2 separate regions of the Homo sapiens genome follow, and region 1 is linked to region 2. Evidence: chromatin loops called from intact Hi-C (ENCODE). Cell type or tissue: CD4-positive, alpha-beta T cell. All regions are shown on one strand. Each heading gives the region's core, and the rest is flanking DNA. Links, peaks and the distances in the headings are about the cores only.

Evidence for each region. Peaks named below come from ENCODE experiments on the same cell type or tissue, not always from the same donor. Only the 100,000 strongest peaks of a DNase experiment are listed, where the experiment ranks them.
Region 1: it touches region 2 in a loop (4-fold over the local background); 5 of 110 quality-filtered maps call a loop at or near these places.

Annotation. Positions count from the first base shown.
Region 1 is chr20:36,490,655-36,493,558 of GRCh38, forward strand. All of the region lies in intron 7 of DLGAP4 (DLG associated protein 4), which reads left to right. Among named protein-coding and RNA genes, the nearest start is that of MYL9, 49 kb to the right of the region's middle. In CD4-positive, alpha-beta T cell, for the core only: no CTCF peak of the experiment used is centred there; DNase peaks (open chromatin) are centred at 1,477 and 2,547; H3K27ac peaks cover 1,929 bases.
Region 2 is chr20:36,201,668-36,204,571 of GRCh38, forward strand. The region is part of intron 14 of EPB41L1 (erythrocyte membrane protein band 4.1 like 1); the gene reads left to right. Among named protein-coding and RNA genes, the nearest start is that of AAR2, 33 kb to the right of the region's middle. In CD4-positive, alpha-beta T cell, for the core only: CTCF peaks have their summits at 1,353 (motif pointing right) and 1,554; a DNase peak (open chromatin) is centred at 1,354.

The DNA.
Region 1 (2,904 bases), core at 109-2,608, 290 kb after region 2:
CCCAGGGCACCTGTTCCTCTTGAGGAGTGTAGACCGCCTCTCCTTTGCCCCCTCAGGCACCTGGGAGCCAGCAGGCATGAGGCCCGTGTTAGGCCTCAGGACCAAGTTCAGCCTGGCCTCCAAGACACATGCAGGGGGCTAGCTTCTTGAGGTTGCTGTGTCCTCCGCATCCCTCGGGAAATGGAGTCACAGCCACTCCTGAGTATTTGAAGCTCTGTTTGGCCAGCTTATAACCTTTACAATAAAAAACAAAATGCAGGCCGGGCACGGTGGCTCACGCCTGTAATCCCAGCACTTTGGGAGGCCAAGGTGGGCGGATCACGAGGTCAAGAGTTCAAGACCAGCCTGACCAACATGGTGAAACCCCATCTCTACTAAAAAAAAAAAAAAAAAAAAATACAAAAATTAGCCAGGCATGGTGGTGCATGCCTGTAATCCCAGCTACTCAGGAGGCTGAGGCCTGGGAAGTGGAGGATGCAGTGAGCCAAGATCGCACCACTGCACTCCAGCCTGGGCGACAGAACAAGACTCTGTCTCAAAAAAAAAAAAAATGCAGAAACAAATTCATTCTGACCTGATAAATACAGTTTGGAGGATAAAATCTTGGGGTAGAAGACAGAAATAATGAGATAAAGGAAGCTTCTCTAGAAGAAGCAAGGACTTAGGTGCTGCGAGGTAGGGAGGCTGGGCTAGATACCTGGGGCTGGGAGCAGGCTGCACGGAGGATGCATCGCACAACTGGCTTGTGTCTGGGCTGTGGCATGAGGGACCTGCATGGCTGAGAGGGGGTCAGGAGAAGCAAGCATGCAGCCCATGGGGATGGGTGGTTTCACGTGCTGTGGTTTAGGGGCTGGCAGGAAGCATGGAGAACAGGGGAAGGGGGCTCCAGCAGAAACCCATGCATGTGTAAAGGCTTGGATGCACGGAGGTGTGCCGTGTTTGGGAATGGTGCACTGTGCATTTGGTTCTCTGAAGCTGGAAGGGGTATGCTGAGGGGGTGGGAGGGGCATGAGATGAAGCTGCTGAGATGGATGGGCAGGGACCAAGCAAAAAGGGCTCAGGTTTGGGAGGAGCCCTAGAACCTTGGATACTAAAGTGTTGGGAGCCTTTGCTATATGGCCAAATAATCTGGGTTTTTGGCAACTGAGGGTTTTTGTAGTGATAATGAGGTTTATTTTCTCTTTCAACAAATTATTGAGAGCCTTTGTGCTTGAGGCATAACCCCAATCCTGGCATGTGGCATGATTTGTCAGGACAGAGTTCCCTCAATTGCCCCAGGCCTGTAGCTGTCAGTTGACTCCTCCAAGCCCGTGGACTGATGTGGTCAGTGCTCTGATGGAGATTCCCAGGTGGAAGAAGAGACGGCAGTCGGGAGGCTCTCAGAGGAAGAAATTCTGAAACTTGTGGGTAGCTGAGGGAAGCCTTCCAGGCAGAAGAACAGTATGTGTGAAGGCCCCAGCGGGGGAGGAAGTGGCCGGGGTGAGGTATTGGAAGAGGTGGGGGTGAGGTATTTCCTCACTATATTTCCTGCATTCACACATTTGAAATGAGAGCTCTCCTGTACAAGGTTAGGTCCCATCTCCCTGCTTCAGGGAGGCAATACTCAGAGCTGAGGGGTGCCTGTCCCCCAGGGAGCCCCTGAAGCCCCAAAATCTTGTATGCTAGACAACACCACTTATCTGGCTGTGGCCTGTGTGTGCCTCAGGAGACAGAGGATCCAAGATCAGCTCACTTTCCTCTTACCGAATCAGGCCTGGACTTGCTTTCTGGCTGGGTTACTTTCCCTCTGATGACTGGCTGCCTAGGCCAGGGCTCAGGGCGTCTGAGGGTGCTTAGTAGAACTCTGGGCCCAGCAGCTCTGAGAGAGAGGCTGGAGGGTCAGTCCTTTGTCCAGACCCTGACTGTGGGCAGTCCTGTTGTCTTCCATTGGGAAGAAGGTGTGCCTCTTCCCACCAGAACCTCGTGAATGCTGCATGCACACTCTTCATGGACAGTGTCATCCCTACCCCACAGATGGGAACAAGGACTCTGGTGTCACACAGCCTAAGCTAGGCTTAGTGCCCAGTTCTTGCTCCCCCATACTAACTGCTACCCTCCTAAGGGAGATATACTCCCTTAAACATTTTGAGCAAATTGAGGTTGGCTTCCGTTTTCTGATCTAGGGCAAAAAACCCCATTTGTTTGGGACTTTAGGTCAAACAAATCCATTCCTTTCCTGAAATCCTCAGTGAGTTAGTCCTGTCTCTGCTGGTGGCCATAGATTTCAAGAGTTGCTCTAAACAAACGTCCAGGTCTTGGTGGAAACTGTCCCTGGGCCAGTCAGAGAACCAGCCCAGACTCCCTGCCAGTGGCTGGGGAGTGGTAGAAATTTGGCTCGCCCCCCCATCCCCACCCTACCCACAGGCCCAGTTGTGTCTGTACCAGAAATGAGGAGTGATGCCAAGCCTAGGCCTGGCCCAGCCTTAGCTTCTGCAATGCAACCTATGTAATCACACCCATTTTACAAGGAGGAAACTGGGGCCATACAACAGGTCAGTGACAAGAGCTGGGACCTGAACTCAGGCTAGTCTGGTTCCACACTGCCCCCTGGCTTCTGGACCCTTACCACCAAAATGACTCTGAAACTAGAGAATTTCAGGATTTCAGACATCAGTGGAGAGGGCATTCGCAGAGGGGATCTTCCCTGCAGTCACAGTGATGGGAGGCTCCACACCCATCCTTGAGGGAGAAGATGAATGGGGCAGTGCTTTGAGTTTGTCAGGGGCTGTGTGAATGCAGTATGCTGTGACCCAGTGAGAATCCCTCCCGCCCTTCCGGAACAGAGGAGAGTTCTGAGAAGCCCAGAGGGCAAGCAGGAGCCTGGAAGCCAGGCCTCTGCCTCCGTCGAGGCCCTTTCTACTCCCA
Region 2 (2,904 bases), core at 219-2,718:
GGAGGCCATTGCTTCTATGCCCAGGGCGGCAGCAAGTGGAGGGCTCTTTGAACTTCCTGTGGCCCTTCATGGATGCTGGGCATAGAATCCAGGCCCAGGCAGGAGGCTGTGCTCCCTCCTCTGATGGGATTTTATGGACTATCAGGGTTGGAAGCTACTGAGCGATCATCTGGGCAGAACTTTCTTCCCCAATATCTGCCGCTCCCCTGTTGATGTATGCTCTCCTCTGAGGGCCTGTACCTTTCTCCATTCTCAGAGAAAACTTCTTTAGCTGCTGCAAACGTGCTGGAACTTTAAGAAAGACATAAATGAGCTACATAAGTGATAAAACATAAGTCATACTTCTACTCTATGAATTTTTCCTCAATCTAAAGAACAAAACTATCCGCACACTCTCTTGAGGGAAATCGGACAAGAGTCAACAGCATACCAAGGACAGGGCTAGAGAGATGCCCTGGACACAGAGATGCTCCTGTGACCAAGGACAGGTGCCCATTTGGGGAGCAGAGCCCACAACCTGCACCCCGCCCCCGCATCATTCTCCTGCAAATGTCCATCCAGCTCTTCCACAGCAGGCACTTTTGCTGTCCTTGGCGGCAGCCCATTAACTATTGGGAAGTTTTCGTGTTGAATTGAAATCTGCCTTTTCAAATTAGCAGCCTGTAGGTCTCATTCTGCCCGCTGGTGCCCGCTACCGCTCTGCATCCTCCTCCAGGCCAGCCCTTCGGAGACTTGAACACCTCCCCTTCCCTAGAACACTTCACTCTCTTCCCACTTTCTCCCAGGAAATGGTTTCTGGAGGGCCCCTTACCCTGGACCCCCTCCTCGTATAAAGGGCAGGCCTGGCTGGGCATGGTGGCTCACGCCTGTAATTCCAGCACTTTGGGAGACTGAGTTGGGTGGATCACCTGAGGTCAGGAGTTCGAGACCAGCCTGGCCAAAATGGTGAAACCCTGTCTCTACTAAAAATACAAATAATAATAATAATAATAATAATAAGCTGGGCGTGGTGGCGCGTGCCTGTAATCCTAGCTACTGGGGAGGCTGAGGCAGGAGAATCGCTTGAACTCGGGAGGCGGCTGTCAGTGAGGCAAGATCACGCCTCTGCACTCCAGCCTGGAAGACAGAGCAAAACTCCGTCTCAAAAAAAAAAAAAAAAAAAAGGCAGGCCCCAAAATGTGACCCAGAGCTCCAGGAGGGGCCTGAACAGCCTGGAGTCAGGAGAACAGCCAGGCTGGAGAGTTTCCTGTCTGTGCCTTGGGTGCAGACAGCTGTGAGCCCAACTGGCTCTGTTTCTCCCCACCCCTGTTGCCAGCTTCCTTTGCTGCAGTGCCCCTACCTGACGGCAGGGGGCGCTCTGAGCAAGGCACCGACGGTCCCCTGGCTCCAGAAAGAATGGCTGCGGGGCTGCGGCTACCTGGGGCTACCCTAAGATTATCCCATCTTGTGATTCGGGTTAGAACGACTTTCACGCCAACCCCTCGGGCCAGGTGTGTGGCTCTACCCGTGCCTTCGCACCGTGGAAGTTTTTTTCTTTTTTGTTCAGTTTTCTTTTCCTCTTCAGGATCCTACATTTTACTTTGTCCCCCGCTGCTCAGCCTGTGATCTTGCGCATGGCCTCTCCCCTCTGGGATACCGTTTCGCCTTCTGAAATAAGGATAACGATATCTGCTTCACAAGTTGCCATTTGGATTAAATTTAATAACTCAGACAAAGGGCTGGCATTGCCTGGCACATAGCAACTAACAATCACTATACGTTTCCCCTTTCTTCCTGCAGAGTCTACTTTTCATTCTCTGCCAGCACCTGCGCCACTCACTCTTGCTTATCTAGCCTAGTTGCTAGTTAGAATTGGGGCAGGAATGTTCCAGAAGGAGGCATATTGACTGGCTTTGGCCATCATTGCCAGGCGGATGTCAGTACAGCTGGAATGGAGGCAGCTGAAGGAACCTGCTTCTCAAGGAAATGAGCAAAAGGACCTAGCTTCCGTAGGCTCTCAAAGCACGTCCCTTTGGGATGGTTCAGGAGCTGTGGTCCTGAAGCCTTAATGACCTGAAGTAAAAGCTCAGAAACCCACCCCAGACTTTACCTAGACCTTCCCCCCTTCCTTTTATCTCGCTTTCCCATGAACAAGATTATTTTAATGGGTTCTGATTCCCTGACAGAGAGATTTTCTCAAAACACAGTGGGGACAGAGGGTTTATGATGCTCTCTTGAGCCTTCAAAATGTTTCAGATCTTATGGGATCTGACAGACTCCTCCTCCCTGTGGGGTGGGATTAACAGACTCCTCACCAAGTCATAACCTGAAAAGGAGCCCAAGGTCATATAAACCTTCCCCCTCCTGCTGCCAGGAGAAGTTCTGGGCATGTCTCCCTGTGGAGGTGGTCATGGTAGGGTGGAGAGGACACACTTCACAGAACTTGGCGTCAGAGACTGAGTTCAAGGCCTGCCTTTCCACTTGCTCCCTGTATGGCCTTGGGCAAGATGCTTCTCCAGGTCTGAGTTTCCATATCTGTATCACGAGGGGCTCTAGTTGGGGCAGTGAGGAGGGAGGTACCTCAGGGCATTAAGGCCGCCCACACCCCCAACTTTACCAGGGCAGCTCTGTATTTCTGTCACATAGCCGACTTGCATTAAAATTTTGTGGGAAGTATCCTGTGGCCACAAGATGAAAAACCCAGTGACCTTCCTGCTTTTCTAACCACCCTAGAAGTCCATCATCCCTCCCAGGCATTGTTTGAAGAACTCTTGGGGGAGGTAGAGGCTGTTGGGAGATGGCCTAACAGTGCTGCGATCTGGTGCTTTTTTTTTTTTTTTTTTTTTTTTTTGAGATGGAGTTTTGCTCTTGTTGCCCAGGCTAGATAGAGTGCATTGGTGCGATCTCGGCTCACCGCAACCTCTG